4 separate regions of the Homo sapiens genome follow, and regions 1, 2 and 4 are each linked to region 3. The links are chromatin contacts, found by Hi-C in ENCODE. All regions are on one chromosome and are shown on one strand. The core of a region is the stretch at or near the end of the contact, and the rest is flanking DNA. Distances in the headings are between cores, read along the strand shown. Region 1 overlaps LINC01792 (long intergenic non-protein coding RNA 1792). Region 2 holds the start of BZW1 (basic leucine zipper and W2 domains 1). Region 3 holds the start of FZD7 (frizzled class receptor 7). Region 4 holds the start of KCTD18 (potassium channel tetramerization domain containing 18).

The links. A loop is a pair of places that touch in the nucleus more often than their neighbours do. Pooled maps may share reads with other maps.
Region 1: a map of natural killer cell shows a loop between it and region 3 (11-fold over the local background). The contact joins the enhancer-like site here to the promoter of FZD7 in region 3. A Hi-C loop is called at or near these places in 2 of 168 maps with a recorded cell type or tissue (naive thymus-derived CD4-positive, alpha-beta T cell and natural killer cell) and 7 of 50 pooled maps.
Region 2: a map of B cell shows a loop between it and region 3 (11-fold over the local background). The contact joins the promoter of BZW1 here to the promoter of FZD7 in region 3. A Hi-C loop is called at or near these places in 3 of 168 maps with a recorded cell type or tissue (B cell, CD4-positive, alpha-beta T cell and naive thymus-derived CD4-positive, alpha-beta T cell), 1 of 37 single-sample maps with no recorded cell type and 13 of 50 pooled maps.
Region 4: a loop to region 3 is called in a pooled map, with 14 times the contacts of the local background. The contact joins the promoter of KCTD18 here to the promoter of FZD7 in region 3. A Hi-C loop is called at or near these places in 4 of 168 maps with a recorded cell type or tissue (CD4-positive, alpha-beta T cell, CD8-positive, alpha-beta T cell and naive thymus-derived CD4-positive, alpha-beta T cell) and 9 of 50 pooled maps.

What each region holds. Positions count from the first base shown.
Region 1 is chr2:200,711,412-200,717,913 of GRCh38, forward strand. LINC01792 (long intergenic non-protein coding RNA 1792) reads right to left here. Exons shown (of 3, transcript NR_037886.1): 2 at 4,924-5,006; 3 at 894-2,719. It also overlaps the pseudogene AOX3P-AOX2P and the pseudogene AOX3P. Among named protein-coding and RNA genes, the nearest start is that of LINC01792, 21 kb to the right of the region's middle. RefSeq lists an enhancer at 1,704-1,983. Within about 2 kb of position 1,785, at least 35 of the 41 ENCODE cell types and tissues checked have a DNase peak (open chromatin) inside an H3K27ac peak, as active enhancers do; they include natural killer cell, where a contact is called at or near this core.
Region 2 is chr2:200,806,771-200,813,389 of GRCh38, forward strand. It overlaps BZW1 (basic leucine zipper and W2 domains 1), which reads left to right and starts at 5,140. Exons shown (of 12, transcript NM_001207067.2): 1 at 5,140-5,220; 2 at 6,438-6,511. The coding sequence starts at 6,448. It overlaps BZW1-AS1 (BZW1 antisense RNA 1), which reads right to left and starts at 5,400. Exons shown (of 4, transcript NR_110275.1): 1 at 5,015-5,400. RefSeq lists enhancers at 4,354-4,613, 5,462-5,977, 5,978-6,493 and silencers at 4,664-4,813, 5,344-5,713.
Region 3 is chr2:202,031,546-202,038,639 of GRCh38, forward strand. It overlaps FZD7 (frizzled class receptor 7), which reads left to right and starts at 2,310. Exons shown (of 1, transcript NM_003507.2): 1 at 2,310-6,896. The coding sequence starts at 3,103. The coding sequence ends at 4,827. RefSeq lists silencers at 1,892-2,441, 2,552-2,631 and enhancers at 3,194-4,034, 3,232-3,351, 7,060-7,094.
Region 4 is chr2:200,505,197-200,512,377 of GRCh38, forward strand. KCTD18 (potassium channel tetramerization domain containing 18) reads right to left here and starts at 4,872. Exons shown (of 7, transcript NM_152387.4): 1 at 4,432-4,872; 2 at 1,661-1,895. The coding sequence starts at 1,820. RefSeq lists a silencer at 4,645-5,104.

The DNA.
Region 1 (6,502 bases), core at 535-3,034, 1.3 Mb before region 3:
ATGAATGCTGGAATGACAGTCCTTTTCAAAGACGGCACAAACACCACTGTGGACTTCAGTGTCTATATGGAGGAGGTGGCCCTACTACAGTTGGTGCAAATAAATTCTGTCAGCAGCTTATCAGAAGGTGATTTATTAACTTACACCTCAAACCAAATAAAGGAGCACCGTGTGTTGACCCTACCACAGTTTTGCTTTCATGCTATTTTTCTGAAGTCCCTTATAGGATGAAAACCATGGAGCTCCTCTAATTCATACAAACTTCCCCACGGCAATGAAAATAAAAGTCTGAAGACTATGCAGCAATATAGATTTTAAAAATGGTTTTATACCAATCAACTATATCTTCATAATTGATCATTTATATTAAAATAATGACAGCATCTTTACTTCAGAACCCCGGTGGATATCCTGACATCTCCAAGAAACTCTTAGGTGTCCTAACAGACTTTCTTTTGACCCTACCTCAGGGGATGTACTCATACGAGGTCACTACGTTTTCTGAAAGAACAGAACAGCCAAGTGGAGCTGTGACTGTCTTTTGCCATGGCTTTCCTTTTTAATTTCCAACTGCTGTCATAGTGTCAGCTTTTAGGAAAGGATCAGCTGTGGAAATGCTGTATTCAAGCAATAATCAGAAAATACAATGGAATAACAGTTCCCGTTTATAGTAACAACCAAAAAATAACTCTAGGGATAAAATCAACAAAAATATGTGCAGGGCCAACATGAAAAGAACTTTTAAAATCTATTGGTGAACTTTAAAAAAAGACAAATTTTAAAAGGGAAAGACATAAGCCTTAGCTACAAGGACACAAAATATAACAGTATCAATTTTCTCTTATAAATTAAATATAACACATTCCCAATCAAAACATCAACAGTGTCTTTTAAAAACTTGATTTTAAAGTTTATCTAGAAAGATAAAAAATGTATAATAAGAATAGTCAAGAGGGGAAACTAGCCCTATATAATATTGAAATGTATTCTATTACATTAATACATGTCTAGTAGTTACACATTATAGGTACTGATACAGGAGGAGAAAAACAGACCAACAGAACAATGTAAAGTCCTGAAATAGGCCAGAAAGTCAGGTCTCATTAGAAGCAAAAATGCACTTCAAGTAAGCCATAAAATGGAGCATTTAAGGAAGAATATTGGTACAACTTGCAAGCCATTTTAAAAACAAAGAAACATAAAGCTGTACTTCTATTTCCCACTTTACAATAAAAATAAATTCCAGATTGATTAAAGTTTTAAATACTAAAAACTATACTAAATATATGCATGCATTTAAAAAAATCCATAGCCTAAGGAACATGAAAGCCGGAAGTTATAAAGAAAAGACTGATAAATTTGACTATATAACAGAGAAAAGCATTAGTATAAAAAGAAACGCATTTACAGCAAAAACTTTTCTAAATCAATAAAAAAAGATTAAAAAAACAAAAAAAGAAAAGTATACCCACTGGCAGGAAACTGGAAAAATAAACTATTTTGAGCCTCACTTAGAATTTTTAAAATGAAAATTAAAACAGCAATGAGATACCATTTTCCTCTATTAGATTGGCAACAATTTAAAATGTTGATAGTACCCACGACTGATTAAATTTGACACATTTTTTCCTCCGAGCATACTTTTCATGTAATAAAGTTACTGAAACCAAATACTGTATTCTTAAAAATGGTTAGGGTTACTAAGAAGCCAGCAACAGAGGGCAGCAGAGACCTCCTCTGGGGCGTCCGCGTAGTTCATGTTCCAGTTTTACAAAAGCAGCTTTTTCTCTGCTGTGGTCTCTGAGGTGTCAGAGTGCAGCAAAAGGGAAATGCGTCATCAGTTCTTGTCATCTCATTGGTGACAATGAGTAATCAGGTGGCGGTGGCGAGGTGGTGTCTCTGGGCCCTCTCTCCAGGCCAGAACGGGCACGTCCCACACGCGAGCAAGGCTTCTTGCTGTGCCGCCCGTCAGAGCCAAGTCTGTGATGGCGCCTCTGTTCCAGGTTGTTACAGAGCTGGGCAGCTCCTCAGGAAGTTGGCATTAAAGAGAGCTGGTGTTCAAAATCTGGATTTTCTTTTTTTTTTTTTTTTAACCGAGAGTCCTTTCCCCTCAATAAACTTGACAAAGGAGATCAAGGAAACTAGGAAACTACCAGAAATTCTCATTTGCATTTCCAAGCAAACGCCCAGCAATCTTAGTCATATTAGCTGCATGGCTTTGGGGTTAGAAAGGAGGTGAGGTTGGGAGGGGAAGATAAAGGATAAAATCAGAGTGAATAACACAGAAGAGGTCTAGCCAGCTGCCTTTCCTGCTTACAAGGGGCCACTGGGGCCAGAGCAGGCCTCCTCCCCCGGCTGTTGCGTCCAGGCTGTTTCCCACACTGTAGACCCCCTTCCTCCTTTGGTCCTCTCTGCCCTTCCCTGGGTCTCCCATTTCAGACCTTGCTGTGCTTCCCAGTCCCCCACATGGAACTCAGACTCCAATTTCCATCAGTCAAGGGCTTGCCTCTTCAGGCACATGTCCTCAGCTCCCACTAAGAGGTCCTCAGCTTTAGGCCAGCTCGGCAGACTGGGGAAATGGACGCCTCTGCACTGACCCAGCAATGCTTATCCAGATCAGTGTTCAGGGAGCACCTTTCTCTCTATGTCCTGTGGATGCAGGGTCTGCCTGGTCAACGGCAAAGGTGTCTTTATGCATCTTCGGGAGGTTGGCCTGTTACTGGGTATAGAGTTAGGGAAAGTACAGCCTGAGAAATTAATATAGAATGCATGTGTATATACATACAGACATTTTTGTGCTTTCTTTTTATAAAAGTAAAACATGTCCTTTAATGGACATTCGACAAATACAGAAGAATATAAAAAGAAAATCAAAATCTCCTGTAAACCTACCAGCTATATATGGCCATTGCCAAAGTATTTTTTAAATACTGTATTAAAAACTTGATTCTCATACAAATCTTAAGTAAGCAAATGTCAAAGATTTATTTAACTCGACAATGAGGGAACCAGCAAAATGATAAAACTGGATGAAAGTGAATTTGAGAGACTGAGCATATAGGCATGCCAGCACAATGACGAAGGTTGCTAGTTTAGGTAAAAAACCGGTTAATATCTTACAGGTAATAAAACTGTAACCTTTGAGGTTGCCTTCCTACAGGACAGAAATAATTTGATTCTTTACTAGAAAAGAAAATCTACATGTTCTTATGTAGCTTCACAGAGTCTAGCCCCCAATCAATAGTAAACAAGTTCAACAAAGGAACATTCCCTTAGAGAATGAGATAACCATGGAATGGACTTGCTAGACTGTGTTCCAAAATGCATTGAAAGGCCATTCAGTGAATCTTGTCTATTTTTCCAAGTTTTGGATAATATTTCTTAACATGCTATTATAATTTTAATAGACTTCCTTGTAATTTTAAGGATTATTAGGGTGTATATAAATATGTGAATACATAAAACACATTTTTTATTTTATTATTATTATACTTTAAGTTTTAGGGTACATGTGCACAATGTGCAGGTTTGTTACATATGTATACATCTGCCATGTTGGTGTGCTGCACCCATTAACTCGTCATTTAGCATTAGGTATAGCTCCTAATGCTATCCCTCCCCCCTCCTCCCACCCCACAAAAGTCCCTGGTGTGTGATGTTCCCCTTCCTGTGTCCAAGTGTTCTCATTGTTCAATTCCCACCTATGAGTGAGAACATGCGGTGTTTGGTTTTTTGTCCTTGCGATAGTTTGCTGAGAATGATGGTTTCCAGTTTCATCCACTTCCCTGCAAAGGACATGAACTCATCCTTTTTTATGGCTGCATAGTATTCCATGGTGTATATGTGCCACATTTTCTTAATCCAGTCTGTCATTGTTGGACATTTGGGTTGGTTCCAAGTCTTTGCTATTGTAAATAGTGCCGCAATAAACATACATGTGCATGTGTCTTTATAGCAGCATGATTTATAATCCTTTGGGTATATACCCAGTAATGGGATGGCTGGGTCAAATGGTATTTCTAGTTCTAGATCCCTGAGGAATCGCCACACTGACTTCCACAATGGTTGAACTAGTTTACAGTCCCACCAACAGTGTAAAAGTGTTCCTGTTTCTCCACATCCACTCCAGCACCTGTTGTTTCCTGACTTTTTAATGATCGCCATTCTAACTGGTGTAAAACACATTTTTTTCAAGATCACATTTTATATATATAATCCTACATTCTTTTTTTCAGATAATAGTATATCACAAACATTTTCCTATGACACTAAAGATTTTTCAAAACAGGATTTTTAATGGATATGTGTTTGTTTTTTATTCAAATGGATGTGCTATAACTTATTTAACCAATCCCCATTTGGGGGGACAAATAATATTCTGTAAATACTCTAAAACATAAATCTGCAGATATTTCCGATGATTTCCTTAGAACACATTCCTAAAAGTGGAATTTCTGTCTATTTTTTAGGTTCTTAAAACTGGCCTTTAGGAAGATGGTTTCAATCCATACTCTCAGCAACTGGGTATGAATGCAGCCCTTTCATCACAGCCTTAGCAACACTGGTTATCATATCCTCTAATCTTTGACAAATTTCTCTAAATTAGAGAAAAATTATCTCTCATTATTTGAATTATATTACTTTAATTAGTGAAGTTAGACCTTTTTCAGATGTTTATTTTCCATTGATAACTCTGTTTTTATGCTGATAAAATGTCATAAAAGGTAAAACTAAAGATAGACCTGAAGGGCAAAAATATAACAAAAGGGAAGCAAGAAGCCTCAGGGAAATGTGAGGGAAGGGACTTTGCAGGTGACCACGGTGGCTGGAAGGAGGACTTACAGTCGCATGCATGACATATAGCCATATTCACATGACCCTCAGGACCCCAGGCTAACTTGCTGCTGAACATCCAGGACTTACCAGGACAGGGAGGACAGAGCAGTGTCAAAATTTATTTTCCAAACCAGACAGCCTGATTCTCTTGCTGATCTGCTGTAGCTGGGCTGGTTGTTGGTCCAAGAAGGTTTACAAGATGGCAGAAAAAAAAAAAACAAAACCCTATTATTTGGAAAGCTGCCTGGTGTTCATCCCCAGGATCACTGGGAGATATCTTCAAGGGACAGGAGTAGGCACTGTAACTGTGGTTACATGACATCACAGAATATAAGAACTGACATCCCTTAAAGAGCTTCACTCATGTGTTAACGCCATTTGCCTGAGTGGAGGGAGAGAAAGATTATCCTCACCAGACCTCCAAAGTCATAGAGTCCCAGATCAGTAGAAAACTCTCTTATCTTAGTTTACAAGTTAAAAGTGTTGAAAAGCATGAATTTAATCTTGTACCTTCATTTTGTAGGTTCAGAAACTGATGCCCAAAGTGCTTAAAACAAGCAAACAAAACCTCCTGCCCCAAGTTACTTATGGCAGAACTAGGGCTATAATTCACATCTCCCAGTTTCCCATCTGACACTTGGCCAGCAGTCTTCCTGCCTGAAGGGGGATCTCACACAGGCTGGCTACACAGCCCCCTAAGTTTTATGATGGTGTTAATCAGAGCACATGGACTTCCACTTGCCAATAGGGGAAACTTTTACCTCAAGTGTCCTCTCAGTAAGATCTGTTTCATAAAACATTCAGGTTTTCTCAGAAAAGCAGAGTTCCCCATATGCTAGCTGCCACAAAATCCATCTTCACTCATGCCCCAGTCCCTGCCCTGTCTCATCTTCATCACACCTACCCTCTTTAGCTTCAGGTAGATCAACCACGAGGAAGAAAAGTCCAGTTTAGGCTGAACACAGACTAGTTTGGAAAGGCCTGCACCACGTAGAGCAGGGAAAGGCACGCCCATTTCTTAGCGGATGCTTCCGACTCATAAACACTCCTGCTTGATTGATTTGCTTTGTGTTTGACTTTGTTTTCTAAAAATAGTGTGTAGATTCCCAGAAGCCCCCTTCCCAAGACCCCAGTGGGATGCCCCATCATGCCTCAGGTGGATATTAAACATGCTGTGAGGGAGGCTGTATTTTGTGATGACATGCCTGCCCTAGCAGAAGAGTTCTTCCTGACTGTGGTCACCAGCACCAGGCCACATGCTAAAATCATATAAGTAAATATGGACAGAATTGAGGGTTGGTAATACCTACCAGCCAGACGCAGTGGCTCACGCTTATAATCCAAGCACTTTGGGAGGCCAAGGAGGGCAGATCTCTTGAGCCCAGGGGGTTTTAGACCAGCCTGGGAAACATAGTGAAACCCTATCTCTACAAAAATACAAAAAAAAAAAAAAATTAGACGTGTGTAGTGGCTTGCGTCTGTGGGAGGCTGAGGTGGAAGGATCGCTTAAGCCTGTGTGGTCAAGGCTGCAGTGAGCCAAGATCATGCCACCGCACTCCAACATGGGCAACAGAGTGAGATCCTATCTCAAAATAATAATAAAGCAGACACTCAAAGGATTATCTATTAGCAATTAACCCAACTCAATACATTGAAATATTTCACA
Region 2 (6,619 bases), core at 3,890-6,389, 1.2 Mb before region 3:
AATTTAAGGTCTACTGTGACCACTCTATTACTACTAATAGTAGTACATACCAAGTAATAGCAGTAGTACTACTAATAATAGCAATAAGGCAGTGATTAAGTTCTATTTAGTTTAGTTGCTTTTTCATCTTAAATAAAAACTTTCCATCAGCTGGGCGCGGCAGCTCACACCTGTAATCCCAGCACTTTGGGAGGCTGAGGCCGGCGGATCACTTGAAGTCAGGAGTTTGAGACCAGCCTGGCCAACATGGTGAAACCCCGTCTCTACTAAAAATACAAAAATTAGCCAGGGGTGGTGGCACGCACCTGTAATCCCAGCTACTCAGGAGGCTGAGGCAGGAGAATCGCTTGCACCCGGGAGGCGGAGGTTGCAGTGAGTGAAGATCGCACCACTGCACTCCAGCCTGGGCAACAGAGAGAGACTCCGTCTCAAAAAAAAAAAAAAAAAAATTCCATCGCACTGAGGCTCCCAAAAAATGAAATGTAGGTTTTAAAAAAGACATCAAAGAAAGATGGCCATCTAAATATGCCAAGGAAACCGTTATGCATTGGAGATAATTTTCCAACACAGAGATGTTTGGATCTGGCGTCCTTAGTAACATTTCTTTTTTTTTTTTTTTGAGACGGAGTCTCACTCTGTCGCCCAGACTGGAGTGCAGTGGCGGGATCTCGGCTCACTGCAAGCTCTGCCTCCCGGGTTCACACCATTCTCCTGCCTCAGCCTCCTGAGTAGCTGGGACTACAGGCGCCCGCCACCACGCCCGGTTAATTTGTATTTTTAGTAGAGACGGGGTTTCACCGTGTTAGCCAGGATGGTCTCGATCTCCTGACCTCGTGATCCGCCCGCCTCGGCCTCCCAAAGTGCTGGGATTACAGGCGTGAGCCACCACGTCCGGCCTCTTAGTAACATTTCTTAATCTTCAGTTCTGCAGTAATATTCTAGGAGATATGAACTATTAATAATAAGCAGTAAACAGTTTTTTCTAAACAATCCTATAGCTAACATACCACATGCCATTACACTGTTCTCTTGTTGGTTTTTATTTTGCTTCGTTTTAATGAATGTCTTGAATGCTATATAACTTAGAATGCACATATTTAAATCACCCCAAATATCACTTATTTGGCAACTCACTTCAAACTATATTCTGAACAAGCACTTTACAGGAGCAAAGAGTTTTCACCTTAACCTGTCATTATTCTGATGTTAAGAGGGGAGAGAGAGAAACAGAAAATGCATGTATGCCAAATTTCTTGAATCCCTAAGCTTCCCAATTATTTCGGCCTATTCAAAAATCGAGTCCAGGTGTGGTGGCTCACGCCTATAAATCCCAACATTTTGAGAGGCAGAGGTGGGAGGATTGCTAAAGCCCATGAGTTGGAGGTCATTCTGGGCAACATAACCAGATCCTGTCTCTATTAAAAAAAAAAAAAAAACTAAAATCTAAATAATAGAGTGTGTTTGCTAAAAGAGGGTATTTATTTAACAAATATTACTAAAATGTTAATGTAACTAAGCAATGCTTTTTATCTTGATTATGTCAAATATTATTAATAATTATAACTATTAAAATAATTCTATGAAGAAGTAAAAGAAATGGTATATATGAGATATGTAGCAAGTGAATGATATTTAACACATTTTTTACCTAAAATGAAATTATTTAAAAGCTCATTGTACCTCAAAGCTTTTTCACTGTAAAAATTTTGTGGAGCCTATGAAAATACTTCTGGCCACACATACATACATAAATATATGCATACATATATAGGTGTGTGTAACTAGAAGTATTTCATATACATATGCTACAATATTTAAGCCAGGTTCATAGGATGTTCTATAAGCTTCTACAAGACTCAAAGCATAGGAATAAATACTTCCCCCAGCTCATTTTCCAAGGGCAACAATGTGCTTTTCAAAACAGGCCCTTGATATTCTTCTAGTTGTTAGGAATAAAAACCTATTGTCACTTGCTTTTAAAAAAGAAACACTTAGGTATCCATTCCCATCAATGAAGTTAAAAGCAGTAGCACATTCACATGTTGCACTTAGCACCTTTCTTTTTAAGTAGTTCAAAATTTTTAAATCCAAAAGTACTAAGGGGGATTCACAGCAATGGCAGAGTGAAGAAATCAGCATATCCTTTTTCCCAAAACAACCATAAAACTGGGCAAGGCTAGGCGTGATGATTCACACCTATAATCTCAGCACTTTGGGAGGCTGAGGCGGGAGGCTCACCTAAGGCCAGGAGTTTGAGACCAGCCTGGGCCACAAAGCAAAACCCCATCATCACCAAAAAAAAAAAAAAAAAATTAGCAGACTCAGTGGCTCATGCCTGTAGCCCAATTACAAAGAAGGAATGTGTTCACATCCATGACTAAGAAAGGCTTATGGGAAAAAAGCAGTAGTTGAGATAAGGCTTGAAACAATAGTGGGATTTTGACAGTGGAAAATGAGGGAAGGACATCTCAAGAAAGGTCAAGACAAGATGTGTCCTGTCTGACCAAAGCATAGAGTTCAATTGTTTGGAACCTTTTCCTACCATAATACAATTCACAAACAACGTTTCCCCTGCTAGCTGCACGGTGCCTATTCCCATGGGTGCACCCAAAAGCAGAGAAAAGATAAGTGGCAAGGTGTGGTCTGTAATCCCAACACTTCAGGAGGCCAAGGTGGGAGGATTATTTGAGGCCAGGAGTTCAGGAAAACCTTTAATCCACTTTACATTTTAAAGAAAATAATCTGCTTACTTTAATATCATTTTTAGTCAAAAATCATTTGCTACATACCCCACAATGATGGTAATAACAGGTTAAGAACCACAAATGTGATGGGAAGTAAAGGTGAAAAACATTGGTCAGAGCTATCCCTGAGTATAAACAGAGGCATTTAAACAGTGAAGAGAAATGATTCAGCTTGCAGTTGAGAAGATTGCTCTGGAAATGTTGAGAAAGGGGATAGTACAGTTAGGAAGTTATTGCAAAAGTCCCATTTAGTTAGGGGTAATAGATGCCTAAATCAAGATGGTACTGGGGAAAGATGATACAATTTTAAAACGTGGCAAAAATAGAAGATAAGCTTTGTGAGGCCATAGGCGTAACATGTCACTATCTCTACTGGTCTCTAGCTGAATAAATATTTGTTGAATGAATAAATAAGATCTTGGTGGTAAGGCGGTGCATTATAATGGTGAAGCCAGACTGCTTGGGTTCAACTGGACCTCTTCCACTTACTAGCGCTATGATCTTAGACAAGTTACCTGACCTCGATGCCTCGGCTTTTCCATCTGTAAAATGGGACTAATAATAGTGTCTAGATTACAGGGTAGTTTTCAGGATGAAATGGGGTTACTACATAAAGTGCATAGAAGAGGGCCTGATACATATAGGGACATATTAGTTATCATTTTTATTTGTGAAACGTTGTCCTTTAACAGAACTTCAGATGTGAAAAATACAGTTCTGGGGGAAGAGCAATTGACAGCACTGACAGTGTTAAATTAGCCATGAAGTGAAGATGCCAGATAGTGTGGACTGGGGCCTTGGGAGAAAGGAAGGGGCTAGACACTTAGAGATCAGACTCCAGCCACTTCCCTCTGCTCCCCACAGCCCTCCCAATCACACTAGCTTCTTGCAGTTCCTCCAACAGATGCAGTTTGTTTCCTGCCTCCTTCCCACTGCTGTTGCCTCAACTTGGAAGGGCATAGAGCCTGGATTTAACAAATATTTGCTTAATGATTCAGTAGATGATCTTGGAACTCTTTTAAGTGGAGTAAATGTTAAATCCTTGAGAATGTATGAGACTGCCATAGAAGAAAGTATCCAGAAAGAAAAGGTATCAGTACAGAAAAGAAGAGTCAGAAAATACCGTGCAAAGGCACATTCAGAACGTAACCAGGATAGCTGGAGCCAGGATTCAAGGAGAGAGGTAGGTAACATTCAATGCTCAGAGGAGGCAAACAGGGTGAAGAATAAAACACTGGGTTTGGCAATAATTTCAGGAACGAACGCTGAGAAAGTCATTTTTCCATGAAGTTGCGGGGGGGTGGGGTAGAGGTCAGATAGTTAATTAGGGAAAAGAAGTCAACAAACTATTTTATCAAAAGGTTTAGGGAAGAGAAGCCACTCTCCTCCTACCAGAGAGTGAGGAAGCAACTGGAGAGAAGTAAACTACTGTACAGTGAATAAAAACATGGGGCTACATCCTAGAGGCGCTGTGCATCTTTATCTGCACAGAGTTTTGTCACGTCCACAGTGCTTTTCACACGCACTATCTAATCTGATCGTACCCCAGCTCCCTGATGATATAGCCTCTAACTGAGGGGTTCTCAAGGTGCGGACCAGCAGCAGCATCACAGATAACTTGTTGGAAATGCACATTCATGGGTTCCACACCAGGCCTACAGAATGAGAAACTACGGGTGGGGCCCAGCAGTCTGTTATAACAAGTCCTCCAAGGGATTCTGATGCTCTCCAAGTCCCCATAGCCACCACACTCGGGAGACAACCGCTGCAGCGCGCAGGGACCGCGGTTGGAGGACAGAATTTCCCCTTCTCAATCTTCGGCCTGTGTCCTCTTCGCTCTTAAGGGAGGTAGTGAACAATGAGACAGCCCCTCAGAGAAAAGTCGCCAGGCAGGGGACTCAGCTGGAGCGAACTCCGCCCATCCCGGCCAGGGCGGAGGCGAGGTGCGGATTCCTTCCCCAAACCACGCCCCCATGCCCGCCCCCAGCCTCCGCCCCCGCACGACCCGAGGGCCCCCCGCCCTCGGGCTTCGACTTCCGGTGCTGGAGGAGGGGGCCGGCGGCGAGGGACTCCAGGAGGACGCGTCCAACTTCGAGACCGGCGGGGGCCGGCTCCGCTCTTCCAACCCCTCCATGTGTGAAGAGGGCGGACGACGCAGCGGGGGAAGAAAAATAAGCTAGTCTAGGACAAGTGTCCAGGCGACGTGGAACCCAGTAAGGGAATAAAGAAGACTGGAAACGTCTCTCCCCTCCCCTATCCCAGTCCCTCACCCTAATCCGCGCGCAATAGAAAAGGCGGAAGCGCCTGTCCACGATCAGGGCGGGGCAAGGGGAAGAAATCTCGCGATAGGAGAGCGGTCCGGGCGGGGGTGGCACCTCTCCCTCCTCCTGGCGTTAGTTCCGGTCGCAGAGGAGACACCGCCGCAGTTGCCGGTACATCGGGGATTTCTGGCTCTTTCCTCTTCGCCTTAAATTCGGTGAGACGCGGCGCCCCGCTCACCCCGGGCGGACGCTGCGGGTCGTGGACGCCGGGCAGAGGGAGAGGGAGGCGGCGGGCTGGATGCGGCCCGGCTTGGATGGGCCCGAACGGAGGTCGCCTCTTGAGGCCGGGCCGGATCTAGGGCCTGAAAGGCCGCCGCTTCGGCAGGGAGGCCGAGGGGTAGCGGCGGCCCGGGTGGGGAGGTGGGGTCCGGGTGTGCGCCGCGGCGCTGGCTGCGAAGGCAGTGGCCGAGGCGGGCTCCCTCTGGGCCGTGCCCGGCCTGGCTAACAAAGCCGCCGCGGCCTCTGTTGTGTGATGTACGCGTGGGGGCTTCCGGCGGGCGGGGCGGAGGGGCTGCCACCCACCACCGCTGCGGCCGCCGCCTCCGCCGCTGCTTTCGCTGGAGGGCGGGCGGATGTACGGGGCGCCTGGGGCCCCGGCGCAAAGCGCCTCAGTGACTGTGGTCCGCTCGTTGCGGCGGCCGCCACCGCAGGCGACAGGGTCAGTGGAGAAAGAGCCGCGGGACCCTACGGCGCCCCGCTGTGGCCGATGGGGTCCTGGGCGGGAAGCGGGTGATCTGTGGCTCGGGCGGGAGGCATGGGAAGGGTGTGGATTGGGAGACACGTTACCGGGGAGGAGGCTAGGACTGTGGGATATGGGCGAAGGAGGCTGGGCTGGCTGTTAGTTTTGCAGGCCTGAGTGGTGCAAGGCGGCCGCTGTTGCGGTCACAGGCATGACCTAGGGTAGGATGGTGCTGCCCGTAACCAGGCTTGTCAGAAGAAGGGGTTCACCTTTTGACAGTGTTTTAGAATTGGCATACACATTTTGGATGCCTGCTGACTATGGTGATAATCTCTCTTTGCGTTCTGCGATGCTTAGTGGTCGTGGAAGATGTAAGTGAATGTAAAGAGGAATGTGGAGAAAACTGAACAATTAGGTTTATGACGGGTGATCACTGTAGCACTACAATGTCGCTTAAAAGTAGTTCACAGCACTAATTTGAAGGGTTTCTTGTAGAGAGAAATGCACATTTTGACGTACATTTGATTCAAGTGCAGGTAATTCTTTGTGCCTGTATCGGGTATAATTGCCAGCTTTATATCCTGAGAGTGGGTGTTCCATTTGATTCATATGTGACTAGACTAAGGTTTGATGTTTTGCTTTAAAAATTAGTATTATGGCACTGATATTAAGGCTTTATTTCTCCTTTCCTAGGGTGTCTTTTATGAATAATCAAAAGCAGCAAAAGCCAACGCTATCAGGCCAGCGTTTTAAAACTAGAAAAAGAGGTAAATATTTACGTTTTAATGTCTCTCTTCAAACCTCCAGAACATCTTGTGTATCTTGCCTTCTCTGACAGGTACTTGCATATTACTAAAGCCTCAAAAGAAGATACC
Region 3 (7,094 bases), core at 1,060-3,559:
CCTAACATCGGAGCTGTCTGGGGTTATAATATGGAGAGTAGAAGCTCATCAGCTAAATTGGTTTTAGTTGCAGTTGAGACAGTATTTTATCCTGTCAGTTTTCATTTTATTTGATGACAGTGCTTGGTATTTCTTCCTCAATAAGCAAAGATGACTTAGATCAGTGGCCTGATGAATAAGCATGAAATTTTGATTTAGAAAAGGAGGATATCCTGAAGCTCATGGAGAGAAAAAAGGAATCTAACCCCCCACCACACATACTTTAAATGACAAAGCAAAGCAGCAGCATTGTCTTTAAGCAACATATTTCAACCGAAGATCAACACTCCCCGATGTTAGGTAATAGAAATAATAATTTAGAAAGAAAAGGGGGGCCCTTTTAAAAACACAAAGAAGGAATGAAACATTTTTAAAGCAGGTATCGTATTACCTTCAGCACATGTCCCAAAGAAAAGGAAAAAAAGGGTGGGGGGGTCCGGGAGGGAGGGCGAAACTGATGCTTGGGAGGAAGAAGGCGACTCCCGCTGAGGGCCGGATGGAGGATGTGATCAGTCTAACACTCTGCCTTGGCCCAAAGGCTTCCTTCCGCCCTTTCGACCTATTAACAGGAGTGGGGAAGGACAAAGAACCGTGAATCGGAAAGAACGATTCCCAGCAATCTTCAGTGATCGAAAATAAATAAAGAAAAACAGAGAAAGCCAAAGTCTCCCATGGAAGGGAACCCAATTAATTGTCTTCGATTTCAGAATGAGTTTTTTTCCTGCTGTAGAAGAAGCGCACGGGAGGCAGCAGAGACAGCAACTTCTGCCAAGGTTCAACCTGATCAGAAATCGCTCAGAGCTCCAGCACCCGGGACTGAGGCAGAAGGGCTCCGCCAGGAATAACGTTTTTTAAAGCACAGGATTGCTGTGTGTGTGTGTGTGTGTGTGTGTGTGTGAGAGAGAGAGAGAGAGAGACAGAGGAAAGAGGAGGAGGAGGAGAGATTGATTGATTGATTTTTTTCTTTTCCTTCTCAACATGTCACTTTCCTGCATGGGAATTCCTGATATTCCTGGCAGCCCGGAGAGAGGGGAGAGGCCCCCTGGTGACTTATGACCCCCGCAGGAGTAACCAGAGAGCGCGCGCGAGCGCCCAGCGCCTGGCTCAAGACGAAGATTTAACCGAGAACAAAAGAACGTTTGCCAATCAGAAAACGCTACCCGAGAACGAGGATAACCCCGCTTTGTGTTTTGAAAACTCTTTAATTAGCCTGGTTTCTAAGACGCATTAAAACATTCCTACGCAGATTCTAAATGGAGGATCAAATGGTTGCTTCTGCAACGAAGATGGGATCCCGAAAGGGCACACGCCGCAGAACCAAGGCACACGGGGCCACTGAGACGCCCGGCGCGTCGTACAGAGTGTTCCTGGGCGCTCGGTCTCAGGTTACTTCTAGAACCAGTCTCCCCAACGCCGTCTTCGTTTCCTTAAAACCTCGCTAGAGTCACCCCAGTTCCCCAGACTCCAGGCCGTGCGCGCGGGCGGGGTGGCCTGAGCCCGGGTTCCCCGCTCTCCCTGCTTCGGGCCCTTCCTCCGAGGGGTCCTTCCTCCCGCCGTCACTCGGCCCCCTCCGCCCGACTCGGGTTTCTCCTCGGAGGCGGCCCCTCCTCCTTTTTATAACTCGGGGGAGGGGAGAGGGGACTGTGGCCTCGCGTGGACTCTTTGGGTCCGGGGGGAAAGAGGCGATCCGCAAGGCGCACCCCCTTCTCGTCCCGTCCCAAACCCCACATTGAGGACCCGGCGACCCGAAAGCCCCGCCAGAGCCAGCCTTTGCAGTCCTAACGCGACTCCTGGTCACGTCTCTCCCCGAAGGGGCGCTGCGCGGTCCTCGCTCCCCTCAAACGCCGCTGGCGAAGGCGCCCCTGCTCAGGAATGCGCATCTGAGTGCACCAGGAAGAGGAACAAATCTTTGAAGCAAATTCCCTTTCTGCGCGTTTTCGTCCCTGAGCGAATTCAGGGTAAAAGTTTTTCCGAACTTTTCCCTCCCAGTCCCCCGCCCCTCCCCTCAGGAATCCGCCCAGAGCGCCGCGGACACCGCCTCCGCCACTCCCGCGCCCGCCCCTTCCGACTTCCGCCCAATCCGAAGGCGGCCACCGAAAAAACAAAGGCCGCCATTGGGCCGCCGGGGCCTGGGGCCGCCCCCGGAGTGGTTTGTGAATGGGGGGGGAGGGGAGGGGAGGGGAGGGGACGGGAGGGGACGGGAGGGGGCGGGCCGGCCCGGAACCCCGCGAGCCCGACGCTTCTTCTGGCGACCAGCGCGACTCCGAGGCGTTAGTCGGCGCTCACTCCCGGCGGGCGGCGGCGGCGGCGGCGGCGGCGGGCGCCAGGACTCGCTGCTGGGGCTGCGAGGGGCTGGAGGGGCCGGGGCCAGGCCGCGGGCACGAGCGCCTCGCGGTTTCGGACGCAGTGTGACTGGGTTTCCAAAAAGAACTCGCCGTGCTCCCGACTCCGGGGCCGAGATCGGACTCAGCAAGAGCCGGCCGTTTGGCTGAAACTTGGGGCCGAGCTTTTGGGGCTGAAGAAGGAGCGGGGTGTGGAGGAGGAGGCGAAGGAGGCGGCGACGAGCGGAGCCTCGAGGCCAGGAGGCGGGGCAGCACCGCGGAGGCGGCGGCCGGGGCGAGCGAGCGGCGGCGGCAGGGGTTCTCCTAGCGGGGACCGGACCAGGCGCGGGGGGCGTGCGCGCTGCGGTGCGCCGGGGGTCCAGAGTCTTGGGCAAACTTTGAAGGGTGCCGGAGCCGCTTGTTGCTCCTCGCGGCGGAGGGAGCCGCACCGTTACGTCCCCGCGGGGAGAGCGAGGCGGCCCTCCTCGGCGCCCCCAACCCAGGCTGACGAGTTTTGGGCCCCCGGCGGCCCTGCGAGTGCAGGGCGGCGGCGTCTGCGGCGCCTTCGCGGCGCGGGCACCCAGGCGGCAGCGCCCTTTGCTCCACGCCGCCCACGGCCCGGCCCCGGCGCCGTGAGGACTCTCATGCGTCGGGCGCGGCGGCGCCTCCCCGCATCCAAGCCTCTCCCAACCGCCTCGTCGCACTCCTCAGGCTGAGAGCACCGCTGCACTCGCGGCCGGCGATGCGGGACCCCGGCGCGGCCGCTCCGCTTTCGTCCCTGGGCCTCTGTGCCCTGGTGCTGGCGCTGCTGGGCGCACTGTCCGCGGGCGCCGGGGCGCAGCCGTACCACGGAGAGAAGGGCATCTCCGTGCCGGACCACGGCTTCTGCCAGCCCATCTCCATCCCGCTGTGCACGGACATCGCCTACAACCAGACCATCCTGCCCAACCTGCTGGGCCACACGAACCAAGAGGACGCGGGCCTCGAGGTGCACCAGTTCTACCCGCTGGTGAAGGTGCAGTGTTCTCCCGAACTCCGCTTTTTCTTATGCTCCATGTATGCGCCCGTGTGCACCGTGCTCGATCAGGCCATCCCGCCGTGTCGTTCTCTGTGCGAGCGCGCCCGCCAGGGCTGCGAGGCGCTCATGAACAAGTTCGGCTTCCAGTGGCCCGAGCGGCTGCGCTGCGAGAACTTCCCGGTGCACGGTGCGGGCGAGATCTGCGTGGGCCAGAACACGTCGGACGGCTCCGGGGGCCCAGGCGGCGGCCCCACTGCCTACCCTACCGCGCCCTACCTGCCGGACCTGCCCTTCACCGCGCTGCCCCCGGGGGCCTCAGATGGCAGGGGGCGTCCCGCCTTCCCCTTCTCATGCCCCCGTCAGCTCAAGGTGCCCCCGTACCTGGGCTACCGCTTCCTGGGTGAGCGCGATTGTGGCGCCCCGTGCGAACCGGGCCGTGCCAACGGCCTGATGTACTTTAAGGAGGAGGAGAGGCGCTTCGCCCGCCTCTGGGTGGGCGTGTGGTCCGTGCTGTGCTGCGCCTCGACGCTCTTTACCGTTCTCACCTACCTGGTGGACATGCGGCGCTTCAGCTACCCAGAGCGGCCCATCATCTTCCTGTCGGGCTGCTACTTCATGGTGGCCGTGGCGCACGTGGCCGGCTTCCTTCTAGAGGACCGCGCCGTGTGCGTGGAGCGCTTCTCGGACGATGGCTACCGCACGGTGGCGCAGGGCACCAAGAAGGAGGGCTGCACCATCCTCTTCATGGTGCTCTACTTCTTCGGCATGGCCAGCTCCATCTGGTGGGTCATTCTGTCTCTCACTTGGTTCCTGGCGGCCGGCATGAAGTGGGGCCACGAGGCCATCGAGGCCAACTCGCAGTACTTCCACCTGGCCGCGTGGGCCGTGCCCGCCGTCAAGACCATCACTATCCTGGCCATGGGCCAGGTAGACGGGGACCTGCTGAGCGGGGTGTGCTACGTTGGCCTCTCCAGTGTGGACGCGCTGCGGGGCTTCGTGCTGGCGCCTCTGTTCGTCTACCTCTTCATAGGCACGTCCTTCTTGCTGGCCGGCTTCGTGTCCCTCTTCCGTATCCGCACCATCATGAAACACGACGGCACCAAGACCGAGAAGCTGGAGAAGCTCATGGTGCGCATCGGCGTCTTCAGCGTGCTCTACACAGTGCCCGCCACCATCGTCCTGGCCTGCTACTTCTACGAGCAGGCCTTCCGCGAGCACTGGGAGCGCACCTGGCTCCTGCAGACGTGCAAGAGCTATGCCGTGCCCTGCCCGCCCGGCCACTTCCCGCCCATGAGCCCCGACTTCACCGTCTTCATGATCAAGTACCTGATGACCATGATCGTCGGCATCACCACTGGCTTCTGGATCTGGTCGGGCAAGACCCTGCAGTCGTGGCGCCGCTTCTACCACAGACTTAGCCACAGCAGCAAGGGGGAGACTGCGGTATGAGCCCCGGCCCCTCCCCACCTTTCCCACCCCAGCCCTCTTGCAAGAGGAGAGGCACGGTAGGGAAAAGAACTGCTGGGTGGGGGCCTGTTTCTGTAACTTTCTCCCCCTCTACTGAGAAGTGACCTGGAAGTGAGAAGTTCTTTGCAGATTTGGGGCGAGGGGTGATTTGGAAAAGAAGACCTGGGTGGAAAGCGGTTTGGATGAAAAGATTTCAGGCAAAGACTTGCAGGAAGATGATGATAACGGCGATGTGAATCGTCAAAGGTACGGGCCAGCTTGTGCCTAATAGAAGGTTGAGACCAGCAGAGACTGCTGTGAGTTTCTCCCGGCTCCGAGGCTGAACGGGGACTGTGAGCGATCCCCCTGCTGCAGGGCGAGTGGCCTGTCCAGACCCCTGTGAGGCCCCGGGAAAGGTACAGCCCTGTCTGCGGTGGCTGCTTTGTTGGAAAGAGGGAGGGCCTCCTGCGGTGTGCTTGTCAAGCAGTGGTCAAACCATAATCTCTTTTCACTGGGGCCAAACTGGAGCCCAGATGGGTTAATTTCCAGGGTCAGACATTACGGTCTCTCCTCCCCTGCCCCCTCCCGCCTGTTTTTCCTCCCGTACTGCTTTCAGGTCTTGTAAAATAAGCATTTGGAAGTCTTGGGAGGCCTGCCTGCTAGAATCCTAATGTGAGGATGCAAAAGAAATGATGATAACATTTTGAGATAAGGCCAAGGAGACGTGGAGTAGGTATTTTTGCTACTTTTTCATTTTCTGGGGAAGGCAGGAGGCAGAAAGACGGGTGTTTTATTTGGTCTAATACCCTGAAAAGAAGTGATGACTTGTTGCTTTTCAAAACAGGAATGCATTTTTCCCCTTGTCTTTGTTGTAAGAGACAAAAGAGGAAACAAAAGTGTCTCCCTGTGGAAAGGCATAACTGTGACGAAAGCAACTTTTATAGGCAAAGCAGCGCAAATCTGAGGTTTCCCGTTGGTTGTTAATTTGGTTGAGATAAACATTCCTTTTTAAGGAAAAGTGAAGAGCAGTGTGCTGTCACACACCGTTAAGCCAGAGGTTCTGACTTCGCTAAAGGAAATGTAAGAGGTTTTGTTGTCTGTTTTAAATAAATTTAATTCGGAACACATGATCCAACAGACTATGTTAAAATATTCAGGGAAATCTCTCCCTTCATTTACTTTTTCTTGCTATAAGCCTATATTTAGGTTTCTTTTCTATTTTTTTCTCCCATTTGGATCCTTTGAGGTAAAAAAACATAATGTCTTCAGCCTCATAATAAAGGAAAGTTAATTAAAAAAAAAAAGCAAAGAGCCATTTTGTCCTGTTTTCTTGGTTCCATCAATCTGTTTATTAAACATCATCCATATGCTGACCCTGTCTCTGTGTGGTTGGGTTGGGAGGCGATCAGCAGATACCATAGTGAACGAAGAGGAAGGTTTGAACCATGGGCCCCATCTTTAAAGAAAGTCATTAAAAGAAGGTAAACTTCAAAGTGATTCTGGAGTTCTTTGAAATGTGCTGGAAGACTTAAATTTATTAATCTTAAATCATGTACTTTTTTTCTGTAATAGAACTCGGATTCTTTTGCATGATGGGGTAAAGCTTAGCAGAGAATCATGGGAGCTAACCTTTATCCCACCTTTGACACTACCCTCCAATCTTGCAACACTATCCTGTTTCTCAGAACAGTTTTTAAATGCCAATCATAGAGGGTACTGTAAAGTGTACAAGTTACTTTATATATGTAATGTTCACTTGAGTGGAACTGCTTTTTACATTAAAGTTAAAATCGATCTTGTGTTTCTTCAACCTTCAAAACTATCTCATCTGTCAGATTTTTAAAACTCCAACACAGGTTTTGGCATCTTTTGTGCTGTATCTTTTAAGTGCATGTGAAATTTGTAAAATAGAGATAAGTACAGTATGTATATTTTGTAAATCTCCCATTTTTGTAAGAAAATATATATTGTATTTATACATTTTTACTTTGGATTTTTGTTTTGTTGGCTTTAAAGGTCTACCCCACTTTATCACATGTACAGATCACAAATAAATTTTTTTAAATACAAAATGAACATTTATTTAGTTTACTATTCCTGTAATATTAAACCAAAGAAGAGAAAGAAGGAAAGTATGGGAAAATAGTATGGAGGGACAACATTGGGTGTGTCCCTCAAAGAGAATGGTGTATATTATTGAGGTCTTTTTTGCTCCCGCCTTTAAGATAGAGTATAATGAATGCCTTGACTGTCATTTAATTTTTTTTTTC
Region 4 (7,181 bases), core at 3,622-6,121, 1.5 Mb before region 3:
TCTGAATGAGATGTGTGGGACAATCACCTGTAGTTCTATAATACTGCACATAAGTTTGAATGCAAATATATATCACCAGGGTTGCCATGTTTGGTTGTACTGGTGTACTATATACACCATGCTAGGCCAAGTGGGCAAGAGAGGCTAAAACCAAACCCACACTCTGCTCACCAAGCCATGCACCCTGGCATGGAACTGCATCTTCCTGGATAAAAGGGCACCCTTTTCTGATTTGTACACAAAGAAACTGAATGAGTCAGTGGTGGACCTTTGCGTTCTCACTACCATATGGGAAAATATATTCTGAGATCCATTTAGAACTTTGGATGCAATGACTATATTCCCACAATGGCCACTGCAAAAGCTAAGGGCACCCCACACTGCTGGTAGAAACAGCAGTTTACCCCTAACCTTATCTCAGCTGGACTAGAACAGGTATATGGAGGTTCTCACTAAAGAGAGCATGTGGGGTGCTCATCACTATGTCCAGTGTTTGCATATCAGCAACACTACAAATCTGGGGTTCCTCACTCCAGGCATGCCAGATGATTCGAATTACTGGGTTAGTCCTTTTGTACTACGAGAACCCAAACTTTAAAAAAGAAGAAACACTATGCTGGTACTACTTTATAATAAAATATTTTTCTTAGATAATTTAGCAGAATTAAAAAAAAAAAAGAGAGAAAAACCTCTACATGAGGCTAGTCAGTAATTCCTCACAAAAGAAGGGATTAAGAAGGTAAAATTTAGGGGCAGAGAAGAAAACTCAATCCCTGCTTACCATCTTTGCCCCAACAACCTTTCTGCCCAGGTAGAAACCAAGCCCTGGGCACCAGCCACTGGTGATTTTTTTTCCCATTCTTTCAACTGCCATTTAACCAGCAAAGCAACCTCCTAACACCAGAGTTATTAACAGTAAAACAGTCCCTCATGTTCAAGACTCCTCAATCATTCTCCTCTAACACAGAACCAAGAGTGGGTCTGGGGCTCATACACAGGGCAAAAAACTTCATTTGTATTGATGAACTTTCTTTACAAACAGTAGCAGGTTCAGTGAGTACCAGAGCACTGGAAGCAGAGAGCAGCCCCAGAACCCTACCTGTGTGATTTACAGTTCTGAAACCCAGTTTTCAGTCCGCTGCCCCTTTGCCTCTGACGGTATCACTGCACAGACTTTTTCTCAGCCGTGCACATTGGACACACAGCAAGACTACACAGCTAGGCTAGGTGGCGAGCCCAACACTAATTCTACAATGACGATGGCTGCTCTGTTAGCAATAAGGAGGGCAGCTGCTTTCTCCAGACAAAACATTTTCCAATTTGAAGAACACAGAGAGAAGCAAATATATTTAATCAGCATCAATATCATCACCCAAAGCTGCATGAAAGTAACAAGTTTCAAAATACAGTTAATCCCCATAATTAGGTTATGACCAGCCTTTATGAACTCTTACTTCTTTGTCAACTTTTAACATTATCACAGATTTTCAGAAGTAGTATTTAATTTCTCCACGTACTTAATGAATCTCCATAGAGTCCTAATGATCTCAGTAATTAGTATAGTCATCTAGTACATTTCGCTGTAATTAAGAAAATCAAAGGGAACTTAAACTGGTGTTAATAAATATTCAGATCATGCTTTCAGACTTTAGACATTTACCTGACTCATCTGTTTTTAGAGGAAAGCGACCACTGAACATAGATGCCAACATGGAGTCCTTGAAGCGGCACAAGGACTCCCGCCGGGCTGTGTAAATACAGCCACCCACGTTCAGTCGGAGAACATCTAGCACCTCTTCTTCTGCCTTGTGGCCTTCCATTTCTCCCCCAGGCACCTGAATTTTTGCCGCCCAACACTTTCAGAAACTTCAAAACAATGATGTCTTGGTCTCCCTCTGTAAAACAAAGGACAGTCATCCCCGCCATTTCCAACAAGACACTAAATAGATAATATAATAAATATACTTTAACATGACTGAAAATAAATTCCTCAGTACTGGCATTATTGAATTGAAGGATTTTATATAATATAAGAGAATTTCGAGATATGCTAAGAAGTTGGAAAATGTTGGCTAAGAGGATTTGTAAAAGATAATAAACGACTAACAACCCAATCATTGCTGTTGAAATGACTGTTTAAACATGGTAATGCACTCTCTGTCACACAGCAAACAAAGGAGAGGCCTGCTTATGATCTTCAGTATTCACATATCTTTTTAACCATGATAAGTCTGAGGGAGCCTCTAGACTGCAGAGATCAGTGGACAGCATGGAATTGAGCTGCTAGGCTCTTCCCCTCACCAGCTCTAGGATCTTGGGCAAATTACTTATCTTCCTCTTCCATAAAATGGAGGCAGTGATGATGCCCAGCTCAAAGGACTATAAGAGGAATAATTAAAAGAATATATAAAACAGCAAAAGAGCAGAATCTAGCTCATGGTAACTATTCAATAAATTATAAATATTATGCATAATGATATAAATTTAACCATAAGGTGTCTACTGAGGGACTTGATATTGACTCTGGAAATGTAAGGAAATAAAGGAGCAGGAATTATTAACAATGATAACTATAATTCTTAAGTTAGGTAACTAAGGAATATATAATTTATCAACTGAGATTATAATTCTTCTTTTAATTTTTTTAAATTTTTAAAAAATGAGACAGGGTCTCGCTGTGTTGCCCAGGCTAGTCTTGAACTCCTGGGCTCAAGCAATCCTCCTGTCTTGGCCTTCCGAAGTGCTGAGTATACAGGCATGAGCCACCACGCCCAGCCTGAGATCAGAATTCTATGTAGACCAGTAGCCAGGCCAGTCTAGAACTACAAATAACACCTCCAAATCATCCAGCTTCTTCACTGTGAAATGGATGAAGCTTTAGGGAAGTTTTGGGGGGTTTTTGTTTGTTTGCTTGTTTGTTTTTTGAGATGGAGTCTCGCTCTGTAGCCCAGGGTGGAGTACAGTGGCGCCATCTCGGCTCACTCCCGGGTTCAAGCAATTCTCCTGCCTCAGCCTCCTGAGTAGCTGGGACCACAGGTATACACCATCATGCCGGGCTAATTCTTGTAATTTTAGTAGAGACGGCGTTTCACCATATTGGGCAGTCTGGTCTCCAACTCCTGACCTCAGGTGATCCACCCACCTCGGCCTCCCAAAGTGCTGAGATTACAGGCGTGAGCCACTGCACCAGGCCCAGGGAAGGTTTAAGGGTTGGATTTTTTTAATCCATTCTGGAGATCACAGAACCACAAGTGACACTGTGGTGTTTTCCCACCTAAAACAATACTGTGATGAAAAAGGTACTCCCAATTATTGAGAATCTGCAGTATCCACACATTTCATAGCAAGTTGAAAATGGCTGCCAAAAGGCTCAACTACATCCATGTCAATTCACTTTTACTCAGTGAACAACTAAGATCGTTTTGTAGATGCCAGCTAGTCTCCAATAAAATGGAAGGAGACCATTAAAATCTGAGGAAGACCATGTGTGTAGAATACGGTCAGCAACAGAAACCATTATGGGCCAAAGGTCCAGCCTTCCAAAACCACTTATGGATGTGACATCTCGCACTGCCTAGAAGTCCTGGGAGCAGCACTCCAAAGATCCATGTGTGAGAGCCACCTCTGAGGCATGGGATGGAACTTGTTCCCTCTGCCTCATTACTGGCTCCCTGGAATCCTATCTATTCTTCAAGGCCTTCAGCAAACCTAATTTCTTGCATGACCGTCCCACGTATCCTTCTGCCCCCCAAGTTAGAATCCTTGCACAATTCTACAAATATACTGTGTGTCTGTCCACTTTTTACCCCACTTGTTTAATCCCTACTTTTTGGTCTGTAGGCCAAGGAAGCCAGGGCCTGTGTCACTCTTAATAACTCCCATTTACTGAATGCTTATTATGTGCCAGCCATTGTAAGAGACACTTGACACACTTTACCTAATTCACACAAAAACTCTATTGGATGGGAATTACTGTCCCTGTTGACAGATGAGGCCATTGGGGTAAAAAAAAAGAGTGATGTGTACAGGGGCCACACAAGGACTGACTGCTAGTAGGTTGTGGAGCCAGCCCCAATCCAGAACGGCAGGACGAACCCCAAGTTCTTCCTGCTTCACCCCACACCGCCTCCTCCAGCACTGTTTCACCCCTATGGATCCTGACCCAGCCCTTTCACTCTCTAAGCATCTGTCCATCTCAAGACTTGGCTACGATAACACAGCAGCACCCCGATCCCGAGGATTTAAGAGCTACTCCTCCTACCCCAACCCCAGGCAGTCTCTCCTAAGGATAGGAACATCATCATTCCAAGGCCACACCAGGGGGGCACTCCGCAGGCCCCATCCTCAAAAGCACCCAGTTAGGCTCCCTGCTATGTGGAAAGTGTCCAGCCCTCGGGGACAATGTCCCCCAGAGTGCATTCCTATGATCACCTGCATCAAAACCATCAGGGACGCTTGGGAAAACGAAGACACTCCGGCCACAGCACACAGTTCCTCAGAAAGTCTGAGGAGGGGTCGGGATCTGCCCGCGAACCCCACTTTGAAAAACATCGCTCAAGGGGCTCACACTCCTCTTCCGAAGCGGGAAGAGCCGGGAGGAGCTGGGGAGCCAGAAAGCCCCGCCACGGTCTTCCGCGGCCTGGAGACCCCAAATCGGCCCGAAGCCCGAGCCTGCAGCCCGGGGCGCGCGCGTTACCAGCGCGGCCCGTGCCCTTCCTCAGGGCGCCCCGCCGCCTTCCGGGCCCGCGGCCCATCCCGCGCCCGGCTCTTCCGCACCGGGGGGGTGGGGCGGGTCGGCAGCTTCCCAGACTGACCTGCGGCCCGCCAGACCCTCGGCGCGGCCGCCGGACGCCGCGGGGCGGACGCGGAAGTGAACGCCTTCTCAGCTGCTCGGCAACTCGGGAGCAGAGCGGCCCCAGCGGCGCCCCCGTGCGGCCCGGCTCTGAGGCAGCGGCTCAGGGAGGGAGGGAGGCCACGTCCCGGGCACGCCACGCCACGCCACGCCCCGCCCCCAGATTCGTCTCGCCCCAGTGGGCCGCCTCGGAGTCGGGTGGGTCTTCCATCCCGGAGGTAAGGGAAACACACGGTAGAGAAGGCCAGGGCTGAACCCCAAGGGACGGTCTTGTGTGTTCAGAGGCTGGTTTTACAGGTGAAGAGAAGAAACAGCCGCAGAAGTTGCGATTGTCCAAGGTCACTTAATAAGTGGCAAGAATTAGGATGTTAAGTGTTCTCACCCCCAGGTCAGTGCCCATCCCTCCAAACAGGGCTGCTCAGTGCCAACGTGTGTTAATATATTGCACTTGGATAAGTCTATCTGGATAGTGTCTGCAGCTTACAAAGCTTTTTCACACACAGCATTCTTGTTTAGTCTGTGTGACAGTGATATAAAGGGTGATATTTATTTCCCATTATAGCAAGGAAAATTGAGGCGAGAGCAAACATTTATTCAACACTTTTGTACACCTGACACTGTGCTAAGTGCTTTGCATGCACTACTTAATTTCCTGTTAACGATAACCCTAAAACAGTTCTTCCAGTTTCTAGCACCATCTTACCTTGTGCAAGGTACTGTGCTAGATATTTCAAGAGAAATATAACAGTCCTGTTTTCAAGGTGCTTCCCCAAAATCAAAAATATTTGGTTCCAAATTTCCCTGACTGGCTCTTAGAAGAGAATAAGCCAAAGAGAGGTAAGTCAACCTATCCCCTTAGATATTAACAGTCTTAGGAGAGAGGGAAGGTTTGTTCAACCTGTAATTATTAAGCACTAGCTATGGAGCAAGCACTGAGAGTAAAGGACTGGAAGAGACAAATAATGGGCGTTCAACCTTACTTTCCAGTACAACATGCAGAAAACTTGTTCTGTAAATATTTTAGGCTTTGTGGGCCATGCACAACTACTCAACTCAGCAGTTGTAGTCTAAAAGAAGGCATAGGCAAAACCTGAACAAATGAGCATTGCTAGTTCCAACTTTATGGACACTGAAATTCCAATTTCACATAATTTTCATGTGTCAAAAAATATTCTTTTAAAAATGCAGCTTTTTCAAACACTTAAATATGTACAAGCCATTCTTAGATCATGGGCCAGACAAAAACAAATGGTGGTCCATGGGCCATAGTTTGCCTGCCCTTGTTCAAGTGGGAGAAACAGACACTAAGCAAAGTGGTGACAGAGAGTGATAACTAGGTGCGAGGAAATGAGTGGACATTTAAGTTGAGGGCTAGGAGTCAGAATGAGTCCACCTTCTGCAGAGATGGAGGAAGGGTATTTTAGGAAGAAGGGAGAGCAAGTCGGAAGCCCCTCAGGCAGGAAAGGACTCAGCAATTTGTAGGAAGAGAAAGGCCACTAGTATGTCTGAGCCTTGGTGGGCATCAGGACAAAGGGGAAGATGAGATGGGATGAGGTTGAAGAGAGAGGCAAGAGCCCAGACTCTAAAGTATTGTGTGGCCATGGTAGAAATTTAATTTGACTGTAAGCATAATGAGAAGCTATTGAAAGGTTTTAAGCAGGGAAGTGACACAATTGATTTACTATTAAAAAAAAATAATCACTGCAGCTACTGAGATGAGAATGGATTGGAAAGGTGTGAGATGGAAGTAGATGACTATTGCAATAATCCAGGGGAGAAATGTCTTAGTTCCTCCTTGAGTAGTGTTGGCAATAAAGAGAAGTGGATGGATGCAAGAGGGGTACTCAGGAGATAGACATGACATAAAATTTGTTGGTGGATCAAATACAATGTGTTAATATGGATCCCCTGAGAAGCAAACAATATTATCAGATTAGACATGTGAGAGATTTATTGAAGGGAACACCTGTGAGGTAATAACAGGGAAGCATCTGAGGGGAATTAGGAAAGACATTAGACAGTTTCAACCCTTGTGGAGAACAGGAAAGGAAAAGTAGGAAAAGTTGTAGATATGATACAGTTCTGAGAAAGTTTCAGCACAGCCAGTGGAAAGCCTTCAAGCCAAAGTCCCCCATATCAGAAGAGTTCTGTGTCTCCCAGGAATGGGCCTGCCTTAAATCCCTCTGCTCAGTCACTGGCTGGGAGCAGTCAGTGGGCAGTGCAGCCTGGTGATAAATTTCAAAGGACAGCAGCTGAGGCATCAGTCAACAATGCTCCCTGCAATTGGAGATCTGAGAAGTGCATTTTCATGGCTGCAATATATGGGATT